Regions from separate parts of the Homo sapiens genome. Here region 2 is linked to region 1. Evidence: chromatin contacts called from ENCODE Hi-C or POLR2A ChIA-PET data. All regions are on one chromosome and are shown on one strand. Each heading gives the region's core, a stretch centred on a gene start or an enhancer-like site at or near the end of the contact. The rest is flanking DNA. Distances are from core to core; before and after follow the strand shown.

Region 1 (7,445 bases), core at 1,974-4,473:
CAGTCACTAATTTCTGAGATTTCTAAGACTCTCCAAGGTATTTTCAAACTTTGAATAAATTTGCAAATTAAAAAGTTATCTGACAGTTAAAATTTTATATATCAACCAGAGGCACACACTAGGGCCTTGATAACATTGTTGTGGTCTTCTAGCTGATAGGCCAAAGAAAGAGGCTGACAAATCCAGTTTCTTAGAAAGAAACATTTAGTAAGGATGTAATGAACAGAAGCCATGTCTGTGTCTTGTTTGGCCACAAGACAAGATGGTGGATCCCCCTACCATTACCCACCAGACCCAGGGATTATATACCACAGGGGAGGGGCACACTTGCCTCAGAGGGAATGAGTAGGGACTTGCCCTAAGGGCAGGCTTTAAGGTGTTTTCTCTTTTAGAAAAGAAACTCTTTTAAGTGTTTCTCTTTTAGAAAAAGAAAGAAAGAAAAGATGTGTAGATGTTCTTACACAAAGAACAATAGATAAACTGGAGCTCTAAAAGGCATTCCTGGAACTGGGGTTAATCAGAAGTCAACCTGGCAGGTTAGCATCCAAGATGGAGCTGCTTTAGTCTCCACAGAGGATCATTAATCCTAATTCTCTGCCAACGCTTTTATCTTCAGAGAAAGAGAATGTGCTGTAACCATATCTTTTATATATCTAATTATAAACTATTCCTTAGAAAAGAGAGGGCTTTTTAGCTTATTGTAAAACTTCCCATTCCGTGTGTTAATTAAGAAAACAGCTAGCCAGAATATCTTTAAGTAATTTTTCTCTCCTTCAAGCTTCTAGACAAAAACAAACCTCTGTGTTATCTTGGGTTCCTCTTGCTCCCTTACCTCCCACACCCAGGAGGCTGCCAAGTGCTGTCAGTCCTGCCCTTGCAACATCTCTTCTGTCGTCCCCACCCCTCTCTCCTGCTGCTGCTTCGGAGTTAGCTTCCTTGCTGGCCTTCTGGTTTCCTGTCTGTCCTCCTCCACTCTGTTGTCCCCATTACTGGTAGATTCATCTTTGTCCAGCGCCTGGGACACAGTCATGGCTTAGAAATGCTCATCAACTCTGAAGCTCTGATTTTTCCAACATCTTATTCAGAATTCTGCAGGCATCCCTCAACCCCATACATGAAGTCTGAACTCTCTAGCCTGCCACTCCAGGCCCTCCCTCATCTGACATCAGCCTACCTGTCCTTGTCACCTACCTGCTCTCATCAGGGAGCTTACATTCTGGACATGCTAAGAAGGACCTGCTTCTAGTGCTCTCCTGCTCCTCATCCTTTGCTCATGGTGTTTTCTCTACTTGCAATGCCTTGTCCCCCAAATACTACCTATTCTGCAAGACTCAAATCCAGTGCCACCTCCTTCTTGAAGCTGTTCCCAATCCCACACAGCCAGGTACATCCTCTCCTTCCTCTGCACTCACTTAGCACTCTCTGTCTCTCATGTGGAACTATTTAAGTACATGTCATTTTGCGTAGTTTGAGAGCAGCATTTGTGTGCATTTGTGTCTTCAGTGCAATGCCACACGTAAAGTGTACAACAGGGTTCCTGGTACACAGTAGGTATTCAATAAAGGTGGGAGCCTCCCCCTTCTGGTAGACGTTTTGAAAGATGAACCACTAAAATCTCATGGCAGCAACAGCAGAACTCCTTTTCTTGAGAAACCCAGGGGGTTCACATTGTGTCTGTCTGCTTATTTTAAGGAAGGTGACATGATGTAGCAGAACACAGCAGACCTGAGTCTGAGTCTGGGCTCTGCCATATAATTCCTTAGAGATTTCAGAACATTTGCCTAACTTCTTTACATTTTTCATCATTAGGGTAGCTTTCTTATTACTATATTAGAACTGTAGAAATTAGGCTTATGAAGCAAGGAGATCCCCTAAAGAGAAAGACTCAGATAAGACCTTTGTTCTTTCACATAATGACAAGGTGATGGACAGACAGATGAGGACAGACAGGAGACTCTATTCTCCCAAGCCATCCATGGCCCCAGCTTCTTTTTGTTCATTGCTCTGCCATTGCCCAGATAAACTAAAGCTTACTCATCAGCTCCACAACCATATCTCTTTCTAGATCCCAGGAAGGCAAGCAAAGAGAAAATAGCTCCTTTTATAAGGACTTCACCCCTAAAGTTGCACAGTCACTTTTGTTCAAATCCTATTGACTAGAATGATATGACCACACTTAGCTACAAGGGAGGCTGAGAAAGGCTTAGCAATCCCAGGCCTCTGATTCTTCAGTCATCCTATTCAGCAATAACTGGGAAGCCACATATACTACCAAAACTCAGAGTAGGAAGGTTCTGTTACCAAAATAAAGCTAAGAATGAATATGGGGGAACAAATACCAGTCTTTGCCATGCCTACCTCACAAAGTTGTTGCAAAGATTAAATGCTAAGATTGGAAAAGCACCCAACATTATGTGCAGCAAAGTAAATACTCATTCCTTCTAATGGAGATCAGCCTTCTCCACTTGCCTAGCAGCTTTCCACATAGCAAGCTCTCACTATGTTTTTAATGAATGAATGCTTACATAAATGAGCTCATTTTAAAGGCTCACCATTGCCAAATAGATAAAACCATTTGTAATTTGCTTATAATTGTTGTTGTATGAAAGCTTGCTGCCAAAGTAGTTTACTGTTTAAGTGGATAGGAATCTCTCTTTCTACATCATCAATTTGCTAAACAAATGGAATTATGCTGAATACTCCTAAGCCTCAAAAATTCCCAAATGAGCCGGACTAACATTATTAGATATCTACTGGCTTAGTATGTGATTGCTAAGCTACATTTTATGTGGATCTCTGCCATTTCTCCAAAGAGCAGATAGCACATTAAGTGATCCATGCCAGCCCCTCACATTCTTTGGTTTGAGCATTTATGCTTAGACTGTCTCCAGGGACACCAGGATGGAGAAGTGGATGGGCAGGCCAGTGGGGGTTCTGCTCTCCTGGAAGCCCCAGGAGAAACTGAGAGCATTAGGGGAGCCCTGCAGCTGGAGGTCTCTGCAGCCTGTGACTCCTGGGAATAAAGGACATGGGGGAAGGCTGTTCCAGATTGAGAGTGGGTGGCTCAGCTGTCAGGGATACCTGGGATTTTTCTCCCCCATGTTAAGCACTTAGCAGCCTCAAAATCCATTTCTGTTTAGTTTAGGCCTGTTGCTAGGGCTCTAGTGCTGTAGCCTGTTGCCTTAGTCAGTGGAGTCTCAGACTACTTTGCCGGAAAGTTCTTCAGCAGTGACTCAGCAAAGGACTTACAATGTCCAGAAATTGTCATTTAAAGCAATTCCCAGAGCTCTGGGAAACAGAGCAAACTGACGTAAACAGAAAAGCAACTTTTGGATGGCTAGAGAGAAGCAGCTACTGCTTCACTAGATGCAGGGTCCAGAGAAAGCCCTGGAAATGACCAGCAAAGGGTGCAAACCCGCCTTCACCCCCTTCCCAAACAAACTCTGTGAGAACCCAGGGCAGCCCCGCTGGAGGGAGGAATCAGGGTGGTTGTGACCGCCACCAATCAGCCAATCAGCACCAACGCTCTAACAACCCAGATTCCCCAGTTCTGGTCTGGCAGCTTCCCCTGTCTCTCTTCCTCCCTCAGCATCATCTCACTGGAAACAACTTCCCACTCCCTCCTCTTCGATTCCGTCAGAGTTGCTGTGTTAACCTCTTCTCTACCTTCTCGAAACCTCAGGATTTATATACTAAGATATTTCCTGAAATTGGATTGTGCTAACCAAATCTCTCATAATCTGCTCTTGGCTAGCTAATTGGACTCCTAGTTTAGTATCAAGATTTCTGGCAAGAAAATGCATTTTTAATTATGTATGTGTATGTGTGTAATCATATGGGTGTATATATAGATATATGTGTGTATATATAACTGTATGCGTGTGAATATAAATGTGTATATATGCACATATATATATATATATATATATATAATATAATAATATTTTGGGATGCCTCCTATGTCTCAGGCATTGTTCCATGTACAAGAATACAGCAGTGAGTAAAACAGGCTAAGAACCTTCCTCCATGAAGATTAGGGCAGACTCACAATAAATAAATATTACATAGTATGTGGGTATCTGTACACATACTATGTGCACACACACGCACACACGTACACACACAGTGGCTGGCACATAGCAAGTTTTCAATAATTAGATGTCCATTAAAAATAATGAGAGCAGCCAGGTGTGTTGGCTTATGCCTGTAATCCCAGCATTTTTGGAGGCAGAGATGGGAAGATCGCTTGAGCCCAGGAGTTTGAGTTGAGACTAGCCTTGGCAACGTAGTGAGACCCTGTCTCTATAAAAAAAAAAAAAAATTAATTAGCTGAGCATGATGGCTCATGCCTGTGATTCCAGCTACTAGGAAGGCTGAGGTGGGGGGATTGCTTGAGCCCAGGAGTTCAAGGCTGCAGTGAACTATGATCGTGCCACTGCACTCCGCTGGCCTAGGTGACAGAGCGGGACTCTGTCTCAAATAAAAATAAAATAATGTGAACTAATATATATTGAGTATTTATTATGTGCCAAGTGCTTTTTAAATTCTTAATAACCCTATAAAATAGAAGCTAGTATTATCTCCATTTACAGATGGAAAACTGAGGCCGAGAGAGATCATACAGCTAGGAGGTAGGAATGTGCGATCTGAGCCCAGACACTGTCTTTAGACCCTTCCTTCCTTATTCTTCCTCTTGAAAATGGGCTGTCTTTATAAAAAGGCAAGCTGTAAACTGCTCTATGTCTGCCGGTGCTATTCTAAGAAGAGCAAGTCTCTTAGAATAGAGGCTTTTCTTAGAAGAAAAAAAGTCTGGGGCAAAGAGAAACTTTAAGCTGGGTTAGCAACACAGCTCTGGAACTATTTTGACTATGTTGCCTGCAACATAATTTTTCTCTCCAGTTCTGCTTTTATCTGACAGCAGGAAAGAGGCAAAAAAAAAAAAAAAAAAAAAAAAAAGACAGCCTTTCCTCAGGTAAATCATAAACATATAGTTTTAAGTGTTTCTCGTTTAGAAAAAGAAAGAAAGAAAAGACAAGGCTAAGTGATCTCAATATATTTTTCCACATGGAGCACCTGAGAGAGAACATAATTCTTGTTGATTCTCAAAAGAGTGAAAGGAAAAGGTGGGGAAAGGAATCAGAAAAAATACCTTCAGGAGGGTTCTGATTACTGGTCAAGCCCTGCCTCAAGCCTTTGAGACCCACTGGGCTAAATAAAAGTTTCTTATAAAGGATTTCAGGAATCAAGACGTTAAAGAGCTCCAAAGGGCCTTAAATGAAAGGGTTAAGCCTAAAAATGATTCACTGTGAGTTATTTTTATAATCACTATATTTTAGTTGGTATTTGCTGAGTACCTACTCTGTACAAAGGAGCTTGCTAGATCTCTTATAGACATTATCTAATTTAGAGTTAGAAATGTGTTATCTGCATGAGCTTGAAAGAAAACCAGAAATTGGCTGGGCGTGGTGGCTCATGCCTGTAATCCCTACACTTTGGGAGGACGAGGCAGGCTGATCACTTGAGGCCAGGAGTTTGAGACTATCCTGGCCAACATGATGAAACCCTGTCTCTACTAAAAATACAAAAATTAGCTGGGCGTGGTGGCACAATAGTCCCAGCTACTTGGGAGCCTGAGGCAAGAAAATTGCTGGAACCCAGGAGGTGGAGGTTGCAGTGAGCCGATTGCATTGCACCACTGCACCACTCCAGCCTGGGCAACAGAGCAATACTCTGAGAAAGGAAAGGAAAGGAAAGGGAAAAGGGAAGGGAAAAGGAAGAAAGAAAAGAGAGACAGAAAAAGAAGAAAGAAAGAAAGAAAAGAAAGAAAGAAAGAGAGAAAGAGAAAGAAAGAAAGGAAAGAAAGAAAGAAAGAAAGAAAGAAAGAAAGAAAGAAAGAAAGAAAGGAAGAAAGAAAGGAAGGAAGGAAGAAAGGAAGGAAGAAAGAAAGGAAGGAAGGAAGGAAGAAAGAAAGGAAGAAAAACGAAAGGAAGGAAGGAAGAAAAAAGGAAGGAAGGAAGGGGACAGAAAGAGAGAAGGGAAGGAAGGAAGGAAGGGAAGGAAACCAGAAATTGGTTTTTATTAATGGTGTTTATTAATGGTGAATAAAAAACAGAACAAATTCTACCTGTGTAATGATTTAAATCTTGTTCTAAATGGAATATCAATTTTACACAGTCATTGCTATGTCAAGTTAACATTTTTTAAATTAAAAAGGTGTGAATAGAAAAACTTAATTCTCCCATTTATGTCTATGACAAACCCCTCTGTATGGCTTATCATATTGTCCTCAGCAAAGTACATTAATTACCTGTTTAGTGTATGAGGGGATAACAGCTTGGTACTGGAGATACAAAAACTGTAAGAATATGCTAATATGATAAAGAGAGTCTAAAACTCACCTGTGAAAATAAACATGTACAAATGGAGAATCAAGAGGCCAGGGAATAAAAACTGCCCTAAGTGATACTAAAATATATTGAGAATCTCAAAAAAAATAAATGTAAGACATGGATTCTCTCCCTGGGGATCCTGTAGTGTGGTTTGGGAGATGGAACTTCTATGTAGGAATGTACAGGGCACGGCAGATAACCATGCTCAGAGTCAAATGAGCAATGTGGGTGAGAAGAGTGGAAGTTCAGAGAGCAGAGGGCTCTTTCGGAGCTAAGGATGCCAGGAAAAGCCTCAGAGTCACACACATTGATAATTTTTTTGTTAATTATCACTTCTGGATTTTAGAATCAACTCCTTGTTTTCTTTTCTCCCTTACCAAATCACCAGTATCTTCCTATCCAAAAGCCATGTTGGTCTTGAACCTAGTCTAATAATCTCCTATTTTCAGATAATGAATGTTTTAATCAGTCAGTCGACGCTATCTAGTGCGTCCTAGTGTGTACAGACAGTGGTAAACATTGCAGGACAAAATGATTGAAGGAAGCAGAGGAAATAACCTTCATTTCCCAAACTGAAGTGGATACTTGTTGGGGAAGCTGCCTGTCTCACAAGAACTGCCCCTTCTCTTGGTACAACCTGTGATACACAGGCTGCACAACTACCTCCATCCCCCAGCAGACCCTTTCTGTACTGCATAATCCTGCCCTGGCCGTAGTCAGATGCCAGTTCTAAACTGGGCCAACTTCAGATTCTATCCTCAGAAACACTAAACCTGACTTTCACTGAGGCTGATTCACATTACTAGCAGGGTTCCAGACAGAAGGGTCACAAATTCCCACTACTAAGGCCTTTAGCATGGCCCTGGTTTCTGTCCTTCCCACAGGTTAGTTGCTTATTCAATAATTTGCCCTCTATAGGTGCCCTAGTATTCCTTTTTTTAGAGATAGCATCTTGCTCTGTCACACAGGGTGGAGTGCAATGGTGTAATCACAGCTCACTATAACCTCAAACTCCTGGGCTCAAGTGATACTGCTGCCTCAGCCTCCCAAGTAGCA
Region 2 (6,966 bases), core at 1,117-3,616, 64 kb after region 1:
GGAAGGTGGGCCAACAGGACCATCTGGGACCAGAGGGCAGTGAAGCCCACGTGGTTGGAACTTCAAGGCCCAGCTTCAGAGTTGCAGTGACAGCAACTCATGCTGTCAACGGGCAACCACAACCAACCCTGAGGAGGTGCAATGGAGGAACCACTAAGGAGGCAGGTAATACCCAGCTCACAGGACTGGCAGTCTGCAGTTCTACCTTACTGAGGAACATGGTGGGGGCGGGAGGAAGGCAGAAAAAAACAGGGGGAGGGTCTTGCCCTGAGGCACCCTGTCCTCTAGTTCATGGGTTGGAAACTCCAGCCAGTGGGCCAAATCTGTCCTGCTGCTGGTTTGTGAACAGCCAAAATAGGCTGGATTTTAAATGATTGGGGAAAATCAAAGGAATATTTCATGCTACGTAAAAATGACATGAAATTCGAATGTCAGTGTCCATAAATACAGTTCTATGGGAACAGCCTTGTGTGTCATTGATGGCTGCTTCTGTGATACAACATTGGTGGAATATTTGTGACAGAGACCCGCAAAGCCTATGATATTGACTATTTAGGCCTTTGCAGAAAAAGATTGCTGCCTCTGGATTCAGAACAACCCTCATCATGTCCCCAGTAAGTTATTTCTCTAATTGGTTTCCACCGTGGTGGGGTCAGAGACTCACCCGAGCTGATCCCCCGTGGCTGAGCAGGGTCTCTCTCCCTGCCCTCTTTCACCAGGCCTGGACCGCTGACCCTATTTGAAGTCACTAAATGCTCTTCGGGTGGAAGAGGCACTTGTCTCACAGGAAAACACAACCATGTTAGGGACTGTGAGTGTGTCCCAGGTCCAGGGCTTGCATGGTGGAGGAACCTCTGAAACAGCAGCTTTGGAGGGAGGGCACGCCCCTGCCATGCAAAGTCCTCTTTGTTGATCAACACCATTATTAGAAATGTGCACATCCCAGCAAAACCAGCAGGTCACACATTTACAAAAGTGCCTGCCACACTAGAGCAGGAGGGTTCTGGGCCTTTTCAATGTGCAGATTCTAATTCCTGGTACAGGGAAGTTGCTCAGTGAAAGGACAAAATGACTTCAGTGTATAGAGTTTGCCACAGTCCTCCGGAGCAGTACCTTTCATTCTCTGCTTACCCTCAGCAGAGGAGTGGGAGAAGTGGGTCTGAAGTTCTGGGGAACTTCGGTGAGTTGGCAATACCTCAAGAGTGAGGCTAATGGGTTGCTTAGTAGGAATTATGATGATATTGCAACCCACAGGCCAATGGGCATCAGGGCAGTCGGCCAGGACAGAGCACTGGCCAGTGCCCTAGGCTCCCAGCCCAGCAGCTGGACACGGTCCACACTGTCTTGGCGCCAGGTGTGAAACTGCCAGCCCAGGCAGCTGTGCAGGCTGTGGTGTGTTGCTCAACCTCTCTGAGCCTTAGTTTCTCTTCCGTTAAGTAGTGGGTGGAGTAGGGAGAGAGACTACTGCCCTTAGCTGGCAGGGCTGTCACGAGCATCGTGAAAGTGTGTATCATGCCCTTAACTGGCCTCTTTAGGTCTTAATAAATTGTAGCCAGTGTTTTTACTTCCTGATGTCCAGCAGAACCAAAGAATCTGTGGCACACATATGTTAATGCTTTAAATACCACTTAAGACATTTCTCTTAACTCCCAAAGCAGACTGTAAACTCCTCTAGAGCAGAGGATATCAAGTAATAGATACCGTCTACGGGCACCCGGTACTGGGCTTGGAGCTTTATTAAAAAAATACCTGGCTTTCCTAATTCTTAGGAGCCCCAAAGCCGGCATCATCATCACCTGCATTGTACCCACAAGGGCACTGGGCTTGGAGCGGTTTATGCAATCACAAGGGGAGCAGAGGAGCATGCTGAGCTGGAGTCTCCAGCTCCAAAGCTCCAGCTCTTCTGCCCCACTGCCTGTCTGTAAAGGGCTCCTCACTTTGAATCCCTTGAACCCTACTGGGCACCAAACTGCCACTCAAACAGCAAGCCAGAAACCTGGCCACAAGCCTCTGGTTTAATGTTTCCTAAAGGAGGGACTGTGCCCGATTCAGCAGCATCCAAAATTCAAAAGGCAAAGTCAAAGAAGAGTTCATTTCCTTTCAGTAATATCTAAAGTAGGATGGAAAATAAGCCTGCTGAAAAGCTGCCTCTTTTGCCAGAGCTAGAGAGAGAGAGGGAGCACCTCTCCTGCTGTTCCTGGTCAGATCAGGTGAAGGCCAAGGAAACTGATCTCTCACGGTAGGGGGAGGGGATGAAGGGCACAGGGACAACAAGGTACATGCAGTTGACTTAAGAGCAGGGAAAAAACCACAGAGGAATGTTTTGTGTGGGATCCTGAGATAGCAGGGGATATGAGGACCAGAGGCTGCCGCAGACCATTCACAGCCACCCAAGCGCTGCTTCTCCCAGGCTCCCGCTTACCTGAGCCAATGTAAAGATTCTTTTCAAAAAAGTCTTTGCTAGCTGTAGTGTTTATTTAAGGATAAGATGACCCAACTTCCACTATATTTAGTGCATGAAAAACCACAGGTGTTTGACTCCAGGAACTGCTTAGGGTTGTGCTATTAGTTTTCTGACTCCCCTCCCTTCTTGGTTTCATTGTTTCAGCATTGCAGGTGAGCTGGTTTCCTGACTTCTGCAAAAGCCCTCCTGCACTCCCCCGCCCTCCTCTCCAGCCTGCAGGTAGTTTAAATACCCCCATAGTACATGGCTGCCTGGATAAGGTGTGGGGGAAACTGTGATGCTGTTTCCATTTCAATTCTAATTTAAAATGCCATGCCAACCACAATAGGCACCCTATTTTAACTTCATCAGTTGGCTTAATTTTTAATTTTAACTAATCAATTTAATCAGTGGCTTTGTCCTCCTCCTCATTCCTCTTGAAAGGCTTCTGTTGGAAGGCAGGATATTTGCTCTCCCGTGCCTCTTCCATGTGCCACCCTGTAAAATGCAGGACAAAGACAAAATAGCATACTGTAAAAGAACTGACAGCTGGAGCCTGGGAGTCAGACACCCCAGAGCCAGGTGCTGGCTGCAGCAGCTGTATGACGTTTAGGTTTCCTCACCTGTAAACCTAATCATCCTATCTCAGACTTTTTGGAAGATTAAATGCTAATGCTTAGCATGGGACCTGGTGCTCCATGAGCATTCCCCAAACATGTTAACGAGCCTGCAATGGGTCCCCCCACACCTGATTCACAAAGGGAGGGTTGTCTGAGGAAAGCTGCTGGTTTGTCCAAGGAATTCCTTTCCTGGATAAGTGGAAACGGATCTATTACCAGGCAACTCAACACCTCTTAGGCCCTTGAGAGGGGGCTGACATAAAAACTAATATTTGCAGGGTGAGTTATAGTTTACAGAGTGTTTTCAGTGTTGTAATAGTGGGGGAACCAGGCTTTGCAGTCAAATCTTTGTGCATGGGCTCTGTCTCTTACAAGATACGTAACCCTGGGCAACTCAGAGGCGCACTGAGCCTCTGGCTCCTGTGTACAGTGGAAACACTGCTACCTAGCTCACGTTTCTGAGACCTGCAAGCTATGTATATGCAATGTGTACTTGGTCAACCTAAAGCCTTAGTCTAAAGTGAGGAGTTCTCATTCCATTTTCTCATGGGTTTAGTTCCCAACAGGCCTCTTGAGAAAAACCTCATTTACTATCCATATGGAAGGGATGGATTGAAATGGCTGAAAACAGCCTGGCCAAAGTTGCTGTGGTGCTGCCCGTCTCCATCTCTCTCTCTCTCGAACACTATAGCCTCGGATACCTTTTTTCCAGGGAAGCACCCGAAAGAAAGGCAGCGACTCCAGCTTCTCATGCCTTTCCCTTAGGGACATTTCCCATTTTCGGAAACTTCCTAAGTAAAAGGTGGCCCTGGGATGGCCTGCTGTGGTGAAAATGCCCTGAGCTGGGAGACCTGTGATCCAGTCATGGCCAGAACAGGTAGCCTGCGTTGCTCTGAGCTGGGTGAGGAATGGTATGAAACCAAGCCTCCCGACAGGCTCCAGCTCCCTAGATTCTGGGCGGCACTGACAGAAACCTGCTTGAGAGAGTGATGACAGTCAGAGTACTGAGGAGTGGCTCACCGCCAGGGCAGCACATGCTTCTAGGTAGCATTTATCCCCAGGGAAGGACACAGTCCCGTGTTGCAGAAGGCACAGGGCCAGGAGGCAGGAAACCAGCACCGTGGCCCCAGGTCCAATGCCGTCACTTCGGACAGGAAGTCGCTTGACTCAGCTTTTAGGCAGGGAGCAGGGGTAGACCACTCAGCCCAGTCTGGGCACCACCCCTGACTTGCCTCTGACTCCACCTGCCATAAGTGCATACGGAGCTGAAGGCCTCTGGAGAGGATGAGGCTCCAGGCCAAGGTAAGGTGGCAGAATGGCACCATCACACTGAGGCTCTGGCTGCTCAGAGGTCATATGGAAAACCCCCACAGGTCCTGCTGATGCTCTCAGCATCTTCCAGCTGATACTAACCCCAGATTACAACCAAGCGCATTACTATCCCGCCCAGGCGACTACTCGGACAGTGAAGGAGAAAAAGAATCCCCGCTCGTTTAGAAGTGTACTTCTGGAACCCTAGAGGTCCCGGGTGGCAACGACGGGAGCTTCATTCCAAGGCTGAGGAATGAACACTTGGGGATGGCATGAGAGGAATTCTACTAAAACACCAGAAGGATAGGTCTGCCAGGAGGACTGGGTGGGTGGGGAGTTTGAAATAATACTGCTGAGCGTGAAGACTGCAACCCTTAGTACTGACCTTGCTCAGGGGCCAAGAGCTTGTGTTCAATTGTGTTAGTGTCCGGGACATGACTACTCATTCCAGGAAGCTGGGCACCAGCACATCCCACACAAGTTGTCCTGCGTATAAATATTGGTCTGGACAAGGGGACTGAAATGGTTTCTGGCACCAAAATGAGGCATTACAACACATTCAGGTAAATATCCAGGATTCAGCCTCTAAGTGGCTAATGGCCCAAGGACAAGTCCTCCAGGGAAAACCCATCCAGTTCAACATTTGAAGCACCAAATCTATGCCAGTTATGTGAAAAGTGGGCAGAGAATGAAGCACGCAGGTGTTCACAATGTGGGTGAAGAGCTGATGCAACCCAGTAAGAACACGAATAGAAAAAGCAGGAAGGGGGAGGTGGCAGACATAGGGCCTGGTAAGCCAGAGGAGGTGAGGATTAGCTGAGATTTTAGAAGCCTGCTGTGGGGTCACGTGCACGGAAGAAGCTGTGTGCTCCAGAACTCCAAGTAGGCCAGCTTAGTATAGTAGGTCAAAGGATAGGAAGGTAGACTGGGGCTAGCTAGCTCCAGACATCTGCTCTTGCACAGACATGTTGAGTCTGACATCTGCTCTTGCACAGTAGGGTCTTACACAGGTTTTAATGTATGGGAGGGGCCCAGGCACATCTGTTTTAGAAAAAGCCCTTGACAGAGTCAAGAAAAATAGAGACAAGACTCATGAAATAGCCCAAGCAAGAGCTGAAGGCAACCAAGAGGGCAGAGTCAAGGAACATTTCAGAAGGTACACGCAGTAAAAATGGGGAGGAAGAAGATCGTGGGGATGGCTGATGGGCAAGCATAAGATCAGAAAATTGCTCTTCAATGATCCCAATTCTTGTAGTGAAAAGAGAAGAATGTCACCCCAGCCTTCATGAACAGTTCTAGATCCAGACAGTGTCTAACCGATGTGAGTAGATGACTAGAACAGAGGTAGTCCATCATAAAGCTAAAGAGGCCACTGACATGGATGTGGATGGGCAGAATGAAGGGAGGAGTGAAGAGGCAACATGGAGAGTGTGAGCTGGCAGTCAGGGCTTAAGAGGAGTGAGGGTTACTTATTGAGTAAACATGCCAAAGAAGTGATTGGAAGGACTCCACACCTACCAGACTCCAGAGCATGCACATCCTTGGCTGAAAGGTTTGAGGAGGAGCAGGGACAGGTGGAGGCAAGGGGATGAAGGATTTTACACAGCCAAAGACATAAGTTTCATGAGGACAGTTAGGAGAATGCCATAGGATTTCAAAGAAATTCCACAAAGAAGGGAGGCCACGGAAGGGGCAAGACTTGGGGTGGGCAGGGGTTGTTGTGAATTAGATCAAAGGAATGAGGAGGAAGGTTGCTAACCAAAGTCTACAGCATCTCTTTATACCCTTCAAACATCTATCAACCACTCCAAGTATCACTTGTTCACTTCTATACTTCTTTAAAAATGTGAAGAAACTACAGTAGTTGTACATGTATGGCTGAAGTTGTTTTCTTTGTTGTTGTTGAAGTGGGCTAGGAGCTAAAGGGACTGAATTAAACAAGGTGCCAGCAAAGGCGAACTGCAAGACTACACCTGCCGTGGGTATTAGCTGAAAGGCTGTGGTCAACAACGAAGCCTAGTTTAAGTTAGCTGGGCACCTTGAAAAAGAGCCCAAATATTAAGGGATTTGTGGTCTCCAAGGTAACCACACAGCCCTCCCCCCTCAAAAAAGCATCTGTCCTTCAGAGAAGCATCCAAGGCTGATGTTGACAGCTTCCTATTTCTATTCAATGTTTCCTAAAACCTAAAATTCATCATTGAGAAGAAACAAATCAATGAGCATAAATGACAAGTTTTATTTAAATTTTAAATATACCTTTATTTCTCAAACTCAAAGCTTTATCAAGTTCTAACACATTTTGCATTGACAAGTGATTTTATCTGCATCAAGTAAGGTTAGTGACCACCACGAAAGAGGAATCCCCAGACCTCCTAGGCACTAAGAAATATTTCAAAGGCTATGCAAATATAGAACAAAAAGCTTTCAATTTAGTCTAATTGGTATCTATTTTTCATCTATATTAATTTGGAAATAAGTTGCTACCTTAGAAAAATTACATTTTTATCCATTAAAATAAAACACCAGATAGGTTGAGTTTTTTTAAAAACACCCACAGATCTGTATTTAGCTACTTCCTCTTTAGTAGATGGT

The links. Hi-C counts contacts between places; a loop is a spot of excess contacts on that map. ChIA-PET counts read pairs that join two places held with the same protein, here RNA polymerase II (POLR2A). Pooled maps may share reads with other maps.
Region 2: a loop to region 1 is called in a map of HepG2, with 6 times the contacts of the local background. The contact joins two enhancer-like sites. A Hi-C loop is called at or near these places in 2 of 168 maps with a recorded cell type or tissue (HepG2 and heart left ventricle) and 1 of 50 pooled maps. POLR2A ChIA-PET finds 5 or more read pairs at or near these places in 2 of 52 experiments (PC-9 and activated T-cell).

Annotation. Positions count from the first base shown.
Region 1 is chr1:117,692,074-117,699,518 of GRCh38, reverse strand. It overlaps the pseudogene LOC100192389. Among named protein-coding and RNA genes, the nearest start is that of TENT5C, 90 kb to the right of the region's middle. RefSeq lists an enhancer at 159-738 and a silencer at 787-962. Within about 2 kb of position 3,223, at least 10 of the 41 ENCODE cell types and tissues checked have a DNase peak (open chromatin) inside an H3K27ac peak, as active enhancers do.
Region 2 is chr1:117,628,014-117,634,979 of GRCh38, reverse strand. It overlaps TENT5C (terminal nucleotidyltransferase 5C), which reads right to left. Exons shown (of 2, transcript NM_017709.4): 2 at 6,591-6,966. Among named protein-coding and RNA genes, the nearest start is that of TENT5C, 25 kb to the right of the region's middle. RefSeq lists enhancers at 3,571-4,121, 4,122-4,672. Within about 2 kb of position 2,366, at least 10 of the 41 ENCODE cell types and tissues checked have a DNase peak (open chromatin) inside an H3K27ac peak, as active enhancers do.